Linked DNA regions of Homo sapiens: region 2 is linked to region 1. Evidence: chromatin loops called from intact Hi-C (ENCODE). Cell type or tissue: Caco-2. All regions are shown on one strand. Each heading gives the region's core, and the rest is flanking DNA. Links, peaks and the distances in the headings are about the cores only.

Region 1 (5,379 bases), core at 119-5,118:
TTTGTCTCCGGAGGTCTGCTTGATGGTCACCAGGAGATTTTTGCTCTCCTCAATTAACATTTAAGAATATGGAGGAGCCAGGCACAGTGGCTCACACCTGTAATCCCAGCACTTTGGAAGGGAGAGGCAGGCAGACGGCTTAAGCTCAAGAGTTTGAGATCAGCATGGGCAACATGATGAAACCCCATCTCTACAAAAAACACAAAAATCAGCTAGGTATGATGGCATGCACCTGTAGTCCCAGCTACTGAGGAGGCTGAGGTGGGAAAATTGTTCAAGCCTGGTAAGTTAAGGCTGCAGTAAGCTGTGATAGCGCCACTGCACTCCAGCCTGGGCGACAAAGTGAGATCCTGCCTCAAAAAAAATAGAATATAGAGAGCCTGGCATAGTGGCTCATGCCTGTAATCCCAGCACTTTGGGAGGCCAAGGTGGGAGGATCTCTTGAGCAGTTCAAGATCAGCCCGGGCAACTTAGTGAGACCCTGTGTCTAAAAAAAAAAAAAAAAGTGAAATTAGCCAGGTGTAGTGGTGCTAGCTAGTGATCCTAGCTACTCCGGGGGCTGAGGTGGATGGCCTGAGCCCAGGAGGTCGAAGCTGCAGTGAGTCTATATCGCACCACTGCACTCCAGCCTGGGCAACACACCAAGACCCTGCCTCTCACAAAACAGAAAGAATATGGGAGAGGAGGGATTTGGGAGTCAACCTCATGTCCAAATCCAATCCCACCACCAATTCACCGGTGAGAGGTGAAGTCAGCTGGACTTCCTGAGTCAAGTGGGGACTTGGAGAACTTTTCTGTAACTAGCTACAGGTTTGTAAAATGGACCAATCAGCAGGACATGGGCAGGGACAAATAAGTGAATAAAAACTGCCCCCACCCCCACACCCCCCTACACCACCAGCCTGCAGCAGGCAACCCACTTGGGTCTCCTTCCATGCTGTGGAAGCTTTGTTCTTTTGCTCTTTAGGTTCGTGCCAACTTTAAGCTGTAACACTCAGGGCGAAGGTCCGCAGCTTCATTCTTGAAGTCAGCGTAGACCACGAACCCACCGGAAGGAACCATATTCCGGACACACCAGGACCCTGGGTAAGTTGTTCAGTCTCTGCATAAGTGAGAATAATACCTCTCACCTGAAGGGACTGTGCTGAGGACAACATAAAATTAGGTAGCTCTAAGACACTAGCTCCATGTCCTAGGCAAAGTAAATGCTCAGTGAATAGTGATCATTGCTACAGACTATGTAGCAATGTGTGCTATGGGCCAAGAGTGTGAGTTGCCTGGGCTTGAATCTCAGCTCCTGCTGCTTTCTTTCTGTGTGATCTGGGATAAGTTACTGACTCTGTCTGTGCTCCAGTGTTTTCATCATAGTACCTACCACATAGTGTTTGTTCTAAATACACGAACTCTTTTAATTTTAACATTCAGAACAGTCCATGACAGATTAGTGAGGGCTCAATAAAGGTGGGCTTTGCCCCTGATAACACAACCTGTTGAATTCTATTTGATTTGGCATATATATATATTTTGAGACGGAGTCTCGCTCTGTCGCCCAGGGTGGAGTGCAATGGCACGATCTCAGCTCACTGCAACCTCCGCCTCCCGGGTTCAAGCGATTCTCCTGCTTCAGCCTTCCGAGTAGCTGGGATTACAGGTGTGCACCACCAGGCCCAGCTAATTTTTGTATTTTTAGTAGAGACAGGGTTTCACCATGTTGGCTAGGTTGGTCTTGAACTCGACCTCGTGATCTGCCTGCCTCGGCCTCCCATAGTGCTGGGATTAACAGTCGTGAGCCACAGTGCCCAGCCTAATTTGGCATTTTACAAATTCCATTCACATCTATAAGTATCCTCCTTCTGAAGTGGAATCCCAGAGTCTGAAGTTTAACTCAGACCAAGTTTACAGCACCGAGCTGGGTGCAGTGGCTCACACCAGTAATCCCAGCATTTTAGGAGGCTGAGGTGGGAGGATCACTTGAGTTCAGGAGTTAAAGACCAGCCTGGCCAACATGGCAAAATCTCATCTCTACTAAAAATATAAACATTACCCGGGCAAGGTGGTGCACACCTGTAGTCCCAGCTACTGGGGAGGTTGAGGCAGGAGGATCCCTTGAGGCTGCAGTGAGCCGTGATCATGCCTCTGCAGTCATCTGCTTGATAGAGCGAGACCCTGTCTCAAAAAAATAAAGTCTCAGGAGTCTCGTTTCCAGAAGAAATGTCAGATCTGTGGGCCCAACAGTTACGTGTTCTGTTTGGCTCGCTTGTGGATCTTACATTGTTCACAGGACATCTAAAGAAGCTTTTAGGCTGACATTACCTTGAAAAGCTGGAGATACAAACCAGGAGAGGCTTCAAGGTGTCCCTCCCCACTGACTAGTGAACAAAAGGAATCCCAGATCTTGAAGACCTTTACACTGCTGTGGAGGCTTCCCTGCCTGAGCCCTATCAGCTGGAAACCCTGGAGTGGAATGTACAGGAGCTCGAGGATTCATGGATGAATCTATCCCATTACCCAATACTCACTGGGTGCTGAGCACTGGGGATGGCAGAATGCAGTGTATGCAGCTTTCCCTAAGTGACTTTGGACTGCACACTTAACATACATAGGTTTTCTTTTTATGAAGTGTATAAACCAAAAATAAAATTCTAAGCGCCCCCCACCCCCCACCCCGCCAACCCTCTGAATGGACTTTCTCCTTGGCCAGGGCGCTCTTAAATTTTTCTTTTTTTTTTTTTTTTGCTGAGATGGAGTCTTGCTCTGTCGCCCAGGCTGGAGTGCAGCGGCATGATCTCGGCTGACTGCAACCTCCGCCTCCCAGGTTCAAGTGATTCTCCTGCCTCAACCTCCCAAGTAGCTGGGACTACAGGCACGTGCCACCATGCCCGGCTAATTTTTTTTTTTTTTTTTTTTAGTAGAGATGTGGTTTCACTGTGTTAGCAGGATGGTCTCGATCTCTTGAACTCGTGATCTGTCCATCTCAGCCTCCCAAAGTGCTGGGATTACAGGCGTGAGCCACTGCACCCGGCCTTTTTCTTTTTTTTCCTTTAAGTTCTGGGATATATTTACAGAATGTGCAGGGTTGTTACATAGGTATACATGTGCCATGTTGCTTTGCTGCACCTATCAGTCCATCATCTAGGTTTTAAGCCCCGCATACATTAGCTATTTGTCCTAATGCCCTCCCTCTCCCTTCCCTTGCCCCCGACCCCCTGACGGGCCCTGGTGTGTGATATTCCCCTCCCTGTGTCCATGTGTTCTCATTGTTCAACTCCTGCTTAGGAGCGAGAACATGCAGTGTTTGGTTTTCTGTTCCTGTGTTAGTTTGCTGAGAATGATGGTTTCCAGCTTCATCAATGTCTCTGCAAAGGACATGAACTCATTCATTTTTTATGGCTGCATAGTATTCGATGGTGTATATGTGCCACATTTTGTTTATCCAGTCTATCATTGATGGGCATTCAGATTGGTTCCAAGTCTTTGCTATTGTAAATAGTGCTGCAATAAACATACGTGTTGGTGGGAGTGTAAATCAGTTCAACCATTGTGGAAGATAGTGTGGCAATTCCTCAAGGATCTAGAACCAGAAATACCATTTGACCCAGCCATCCCTATACTGGGTATATACCCAAAGGATTCTAAATCGCTCTTAAAATTTAACATGAGAGATGGGTCAGGCCATGATGGGAAGTAGGGATCGGACATGCCTCATTATACCTCTCCAATATTAACAGCAACACAGACCTTTAAGTCTAATAAGAAGCATTTACAACCTATTCTTTCTGAAGCCTGCTACCTGGAGGCTTCTTCTGCAAGTAAGAATTTGGTCTCTACCATCCTTTATCTTAACCCAGACATTTCCTTTCTATTGATCCTGATGGATTTTTAGATAAAAACCGATTGTCAACCAGAAAATTTTAAAATCTATCGATAGCCCGGAAGCCCCCACTTCCACCTTTCTGAACCAAACTAATGTATTTCTTAAATGTATTTGATTGAAGTCTCATGTCTCCCTGAAATGTATAAAACCAAGCTGCATCCCGACCGCCTTGGACATATGTTCTCAGGGCTTCCTGAGGGCTGTGTCCTGGGCCATGGTCACTCATATTTGGCTCAGAATAAATCTCTTCAAATATTTTACAGAGTTTGACTCTTTTCATCTACAGGTGTGTTGGGGCCCACAATACCATACTCCAAGATGAAAGTCTCAGAAGCAGCTCCAGAAATAAGTTTTTCTATGACCTTCTGCCCTTTTGTCTCTGGCCCCTTGTTCCCCCACAGGCTAGCCATAGAAACTAGAACCTTTCCCCAAGGCGAGCCATAGGAATCAGAGCCCCTTTTCCCCACAGCCAGCCATAAAACCCCAAAATATTGCTCTAATCCCACCCCCTTTCTGTGTAAAAACTGGTCATAAAGAAATTAACCTACCTTGTTTGACTGTGGGTCATAAGATCCCCATTCCGGAGAGAGTCCTGCCCCACACCCAGAAAAAAAGGGACTGCTGCAGAGACAGGCCAAGAAGAATCTACACAAACAGGCCTTGCTGGGTTCCCCCACTCGGGCTGTTAGCACTACATCACACCCTTTTTGTCCAATCATATTTCTATACAGCTGTCCATACTTTGTTGAACCTAAGCAAAGAAAGGGACAATCTCCTGTGAAAGGAAGATAAATCTTCCCCAAATCACTAAGCCAAAGGGAAAAGTCAAGTTTGGAACAGCGTTGGGCAAACCTGCCTCTCATTCTATTCCTAAATAAGATAGCTACAAAGATAAAAAAAATAAAAATTAAAAAAAAAAGGCTACATACCTCCTTCACAATTTGCCCACAAGGAAATTCCTTGTGGACAAAGGACAGAACTCAAAGTCATCCCTCTGCTCACATGGGACAAATGCATATGTGATGACTTCCTTTGCCCTGTTGTTTCACACTAATCCAGACTAAGGCATATTCCTGTAAATTGTGCATTCAGTGAAAGGCTAATCAGATACTCAAAAGAATGCACCCGTTTATGTCTTTTCTACCTATGATCTGGAAGCACCCCCCACACACAAAACTCTGAGTTGTTCCGCCTTTCCAGACTGAACCAATGTATTAAATACATCTTACATATATTGATTGACGTCTCAAGTCTCCCTAAAATGCTTAGAACCAAGCTGTGCCCAACCACCTTGGGCACATGTCATCAGGACCTCCTGAAGCTATGTTACGAGTGCTTCCCTAACCTTGGCAAAATAAACGTTCTAAATTGACTGAGACCTCAGGAGTTCGAGACCAGTCTGACCAACATGGTGAAACCCCATCTCTACTAAAAATTCAAAAATTATTCGGGCATCGTGGCAGGCGCCTGTAATTCTAGCTACTCTGGAGGCTGAGGCAGGAGAA
Region 2 (5,379 bases), core at 119-5,118, 64 kb before region 1:
CTTTTCCCATCTTCATAGCCTACACCTTAAGATTAAGGTGTTATAAAACCAAAGGGAGGGATGGAAACCACCTTTGCAAAATTATGACTGAGACAGTGGAAGAGATCTAACTTCACTGACTCCATCTTACTTCTAACCTCCAGGCTGTCCTTGTTCGTTCCTGGGCATAGGCTGAACTAACTTTGGGAGAAACTTAGTTTATAGTTTAAGCAAAGACAGTAACAGCCCTTTCCCAAAGCAGACCTCATTCTTGCCTGGGACTAGATTGCCTTTGTAGGATTAACATTAGCCACAAGATTTGAAATTATGGTTAAGGAGTCATGCAGCTGGAGGCTACAAGATTCTGACCCTCCCTAAACTGCTCCTAAGATCAGTGCTTGAGATATTTTGCAGACCCTGCACTGGATGGATCAGCTGGCACCACCCAGATCAATAAACTGGCTCATCTGATCTTCTGGCTCCCACCCAGGAACTGACTCAGCACAAGAAGACAGCCACAACTCCCTATGATTTCATCCCTGGCCAATCAGCATTCCTGGTTCACTGGCATCCCCCCACCCACCAAGTTATCCTTAAAAACACTGTTCCCTGAATGCTTGGGAAGACTGATTTGAGTGATAATAAAACTCCGGTCTCCAGCACAGCTGGCTCTGCAGGAATTACTCTTTAGCTATTGCAATTCCCCTTTCTTGATGAATTGGCTCTGTCTAGGCAGTGGGCAAGGTGAACCTCTTGGGCAGTTACACAAGTATTCAGCTTTGGACAAATATGCTGAAAGAAAATTACCCAAATAAAAAGGAATATAGAAAGATGCGGCCGGGTGCAGTGGCTCATGCCTGTAATCCCAGCACTTTGGGAAGCTGAGGCAGGTAGATCATTTGAGGTCAGGAGTTCGAGACCAGCCTGGCCAACATGGTGAAATCCTGTCTCTACTAAAACTACAAAAATTAACCAGACATGCTTGCTTGAACCCAGGAGGCAGAGGTTGCCATGAGCCGAGATAGTGCCACTGCACTCCAGCCTGGGCAACAGAGCAAAACTCCGTCTCAAAAAAATAAAAAATAAAAATAAAAACAAAAAAACGCCTTGAGAAAGGCACAAGCCTGGCTGATTGATCAAGAGAATGAGGGCAGGAGAGTAGAACCCAAGAGGCATGGAGTCAGACAAGGGCCAGCCCTGGCAGGACTTTGTCAGCCTGGGTTTGAAGGCTGGTTTTGCCATATACCAAGTAGGTGATCTTAGGCAAGTTCCTCAATCTCTGCCTGAGCCTCAGTTTCCTAACCTGTAACATGGAGTAATAATAACGCCTATCTGGTTATTTCTAGCCTAGGCCTGTAACATTCTTGTACATGTCTTTTGGTGAGCATATGCCTACATATCTGTTGAGTGGTTACCTAGGAATTGCTGAATCATAAAGCACACACATACTTAGCTGAGTAGATGCTGCCAGTGTTCCAAAATGTTTGTACCCCTCCAGTGGATTTTATGTGTTTTGTTTTGTTTTGTTTTTGTTTCGCATATACAATCAAATCCACTTTGTTTACCATTACCTCAATAAACAGAATGTTGAGCAAAAGAAACCAGACACAAAAGAGGACATGTTCTGTGGTTCCATGTATACAAAGGTCAGAGGCAGGCAAGAGTAATCAATGGTTTAGAAGTCAAAATAGTGGTTAATCTTGGTGGAAAACTAGTGATGTAGAAGTACAAGTGGGGCTCCTGGGGGGTCGGGAGGCTGGAAACATTCCAGTTCTGAGGGCTAGTTACATGGGTGTATTCACTTTGTGAAAAGTCACCAGGGTGTATAGTTGTGATTTGTGTCATGTTTTGAAGATATGTTGAACTTCATACAAAGCTTACATTTTTTAAAATTCTATTAAAGGACTTTAAGGAGGAGAGTGCCAATAGTTTTAAAAGATGGTTCTGGCTGCTATGTGAAGAATGGGTTCTATGGAGACGGGGGAGAAGCCCAAAAGCCAATTAGGAGGCTAGTACAGTGGTCCAGAAGATAAACAAGGGTCATTTGGGCCAGGAGTAAAGGAGCGGAGTTGGAAGAAAGAGGAAGAATACCGTATGTATTTTGGAAATAGAACCAACAAGACTTGCTGGTGGGTAGGATGTGTGGGGTTAAGTATACAGGAATCAAGGATGCTACCCAGGTTCTGGCCTGAAAAACTAAGTGGATGATGGTGCCTATATTGAAATAAGTTGCCTGTTACCTATCTATCCTTGCTAGGTGAGCTCCTTATCTCCAAGACTGGATGTGGGGCCCAGCATGATGGAAGTACCTCTAAGATATTTGTTGAATGAGCCAGGCATGGTGGCTTATGCCTGTAATCCCAGCACTTTGGGAGGCCAAGGCCAGCGAATCACCTGAGTTCAGGAGTTCGAGGCCAGCCTGGCCAACAAGGTGAAACCCCGTCTCTACTAAAAATTTAAAAAAAATTAGCCAGGCAAGGTGATGCGCACCTGTAATCCCAGTTACTTGGGAGGCTGAGGCAGGATAATTACTTGAACTCGGGAGGTGGAGGTTGCAGTGAGCCGAGACCATGACATTGCACTCCAGCCTAGGTGACAGAGCAAGATTCTATCTCCAAAAAAAGAAAAGAAAAGAAAAGAAAAAGGATATTTGGATATTTGTTGAATGAATAGAATGACTATCCCCTCATGGAAGAACCAGAAGCTAAGTGTGGAGACAACAGAACAGCAGATGTATACAGGAGAGGAAGTGCTCTCCAAAGAGAGGTGAACTGCTCTTGTTGGGGGTGAGTCCCTGTGATTGGAGGAATTTAAGCAAAAGGCATGTGTCAGGACAGTGAGAGGGATCATGGGGCCAAGTGACATTTTCTCTAAGGTGCGGGCTTACAAGTATGTGTCAACACTGCCTAACTCCATCGATTTGGAAAGGAGGGAAGAGGTTCTCCAGGCCAGCTCTTCCTCCTCCACTTTCCAGTATTCTCCAACACAGACATCACATGAGCTTGAGCAAAACAGGATGGCAGCCGCACACTCACACCCTCCAAATGCACACCCCCTATCCCAAACCAGATGCTCTGAGCATACATCACAATCAGAGCAAACATCCCAGTCCAGGGACCAAACAACCGCCTTTTGTTTCTAATCCAGAGGCTAAGGGCCAGAGGCCAGTGCTGGGGAATAAATATGCCTTCAGTTTAAAAATGTAAACGTGTTTTCTCACTGAAACCAAATGGGTGGGTCAAATTCTGAGGCTCCTTGATGTGATTTCCATAGTTCAGTTGGGTTTCTGTTGACTACTGTCCTCCACTGAATTCCTCTGGCCACTCCCTCCAGTCTGACTAGTTTCCTTCTTTGAAATCCTGCAGCCCTGACACTTGGAAGCAGCCAGTGGTCTCCTATTCACAGTTGGGTGGTGCCTTGGTATGTCTTCTCACCCAGTGTGTCTGCTGTTTGGAGACAGGCAGCTGGGTGTTGCACAGAAAGATTTAGAGCCTGAGATTTGGATTTGAGCCCCAGTTTCACATTTTATCTGGCTGATGACCTTTGCTGAGCTGTTGCTCAGACACATTTATTTCATTGATACAAGGTCATTTCCTCTCCTCTTTCCCAGATGATCAGTGGCATCTATTGGCCCAGAACAGTTCTAGGAGCCTGAATCTCCTGTGGATAAAGGAACACACTCAGGCCTGAGTTGGGTATTTAGTTGCAGAATAAGAAGGATGTGGAAGAAATACATTAGAAAGATTTATTTTTATAGGGCTCTGCTCAAAACCTTTCTAACTGGGCCAGCTGGACATCTGGACAACTCATCTCATGCCTGAGTCCACAGTAAGGCCATTTCCGGAAGAACATCAAGTTCTTTGTTGGAAATCAAACCCAAGAGCAAGAGCCCCAGAATGGGCAGGGTTGAGGGGTAGGCAGTGAACCACAAGTCCAGGAAGATTTGTTGCTGGCTAATCCCTACCCAACACCCAGCCTCTCCAATACCGCCCTCCTTCTTCATCCCTCAACTGGAAATGCCTCTCTTTAAGCCATGGGGGCCTTTTTTTTCTTTTTCTTTTTCTTTTTCTTTTCTTTTTTTTTTTTTTTTTGAGACAGAGTCTCACTCTGTCACCCAAGTTAGAGTGCAGTGGTGCAATCTTGGCTCACTGCAACCTCCACCTCCCAGGTTCAAGCAATTCTCCTGCCTCAGCCTCCCAAGTAGCTGGGATTACAGGCACCTGCCACCATGCCTGGCTAATTTTTGTATTTTTAGTAGAGATTTCACCATGTTGGCCAGTCTGATCTAGAATTCCTGTCCTAAGGTGATCCACCCCCCTCAGCCTCCCAAAGTGCTGGGATTACAGGCATGAGCCACCGTGGCTGGCCCTGCATGGGGGCCTTTTCAATGCAAAGATACCTGACCTGTTTAGGAGGTGAATGCCCTCTTTCTCCCACCCACTGTTCCCCTTTTCAAGCCAGCAGCCCAGGAGAACTTGTCAGACACTTATTTTCCCATTTTATCCAAGAAAAAGTCAACCATGTCAATGAACTGAGCAGCAGCTTAAAATTTCTGACTCCTTGCTCCAAACCTACTGCTCTATAGCTCTGGCCTCAAAGCCTTTTAGAACTCAACTCCTGAGTCCTAGCAGATGTCAAGAATGATGGAGTCGCCAAGTGAAAGAGTTGGTTGACCCAGCCTCTGCCACTTTTCAGATATACCACTGAGTCCAGTGGGGTCCCAGCTTGGCTGTATGGGACAACCCCCCCACCAAAGGGGGAAATTTAGACTTCATCTGCTGTCCATATCAGGGGAACCAGCCCCCAATAGGACAGAAAAGAACGTAGGTTCTTTTCTATTTTCCCTAAGTGTCAGCCAGTCTGAGAAATAAAGGGAAAGAGTACAAAAGACAGAAATTTTAAAGCTTGGTGTCCGGGGGAGATATCACATGTCAGCAGGTTCCATGATGCCCCCTGAGCTGCAAAACCAGCAAGTTTTTATTATGGATTTTAAAAGCGGAGGGGTGTACAAATAGGGTATGGGTCATAGAGATCACATGCTTCAAGGGCAATAAAATATCACAAGGCAAATGGGGGCAGAGTGAGATCACAGGACCAGAGTGAAATTAGAATTGCTGATGAAGTTTCATGTCCCACTGGGCACGCACTGTTATTGATAACATCTTATCAGGAGACAGGGTTTGAGAGCAGACAACCAGTCTAAAATTTACTAGGCAGGAATTTCCTCATCCTAATAAGCCTGGGGGCGCTACAAGAGACGGGGGCTTATTTCATCCCTTATCCACACCTGTATAAGACAGACACTTCTATAGCGGCCATTCTAAAGACTGCCCCCTAGGAATGCATTCTCTTTCTCAGGGCTGTTCTTTGCTGAGAAAAAGAATTCAGCAATATTTCTCC

What was found. Peaks named below come from ENCODE experiments on the same cell type or tissue, not always from the same donor. Only the 100,000 strongest peaks of a DNase experiment are listed, where the experiment ranks them.
Region 2: a loop joins it to region 1, with 3 times the contacts of the local background. A loop is called at or near these places in 8 of 110 quality-filtered maps.

What each region holds. Positions count from the first base shown.
Region 1 is chr15:88,993,212-88,998,590 of GRCh38, forward strand. No RefSeq gene overlaps it. Among named protein-coding and RNA genes, the nearest start is that of CARMAL, 45 kb to the right of the region's middle. RefSeq lists an enhancer at 1-857. In Caco-2, for the core only: no CTCF peak of the experiment used is centred there; DNase peaks (open chromatin) are centred at 2,450 and 4,510; H3K4me3 peaks cover 1,254 bases.
Region 2 is chr15:88,929,385-88,934,763 of GRCh38, forward strand. No RefSeq gene overlaps it. Among named protein-coding and RNA genes, the nearest start is that of MFGE8, 19 kb to the left of the region's middle. In Caco-2, for the core only: no CTCF peak of the experiment used is centred there; DNase peaks (open chromatin) are centred at 3,095 and 3,327.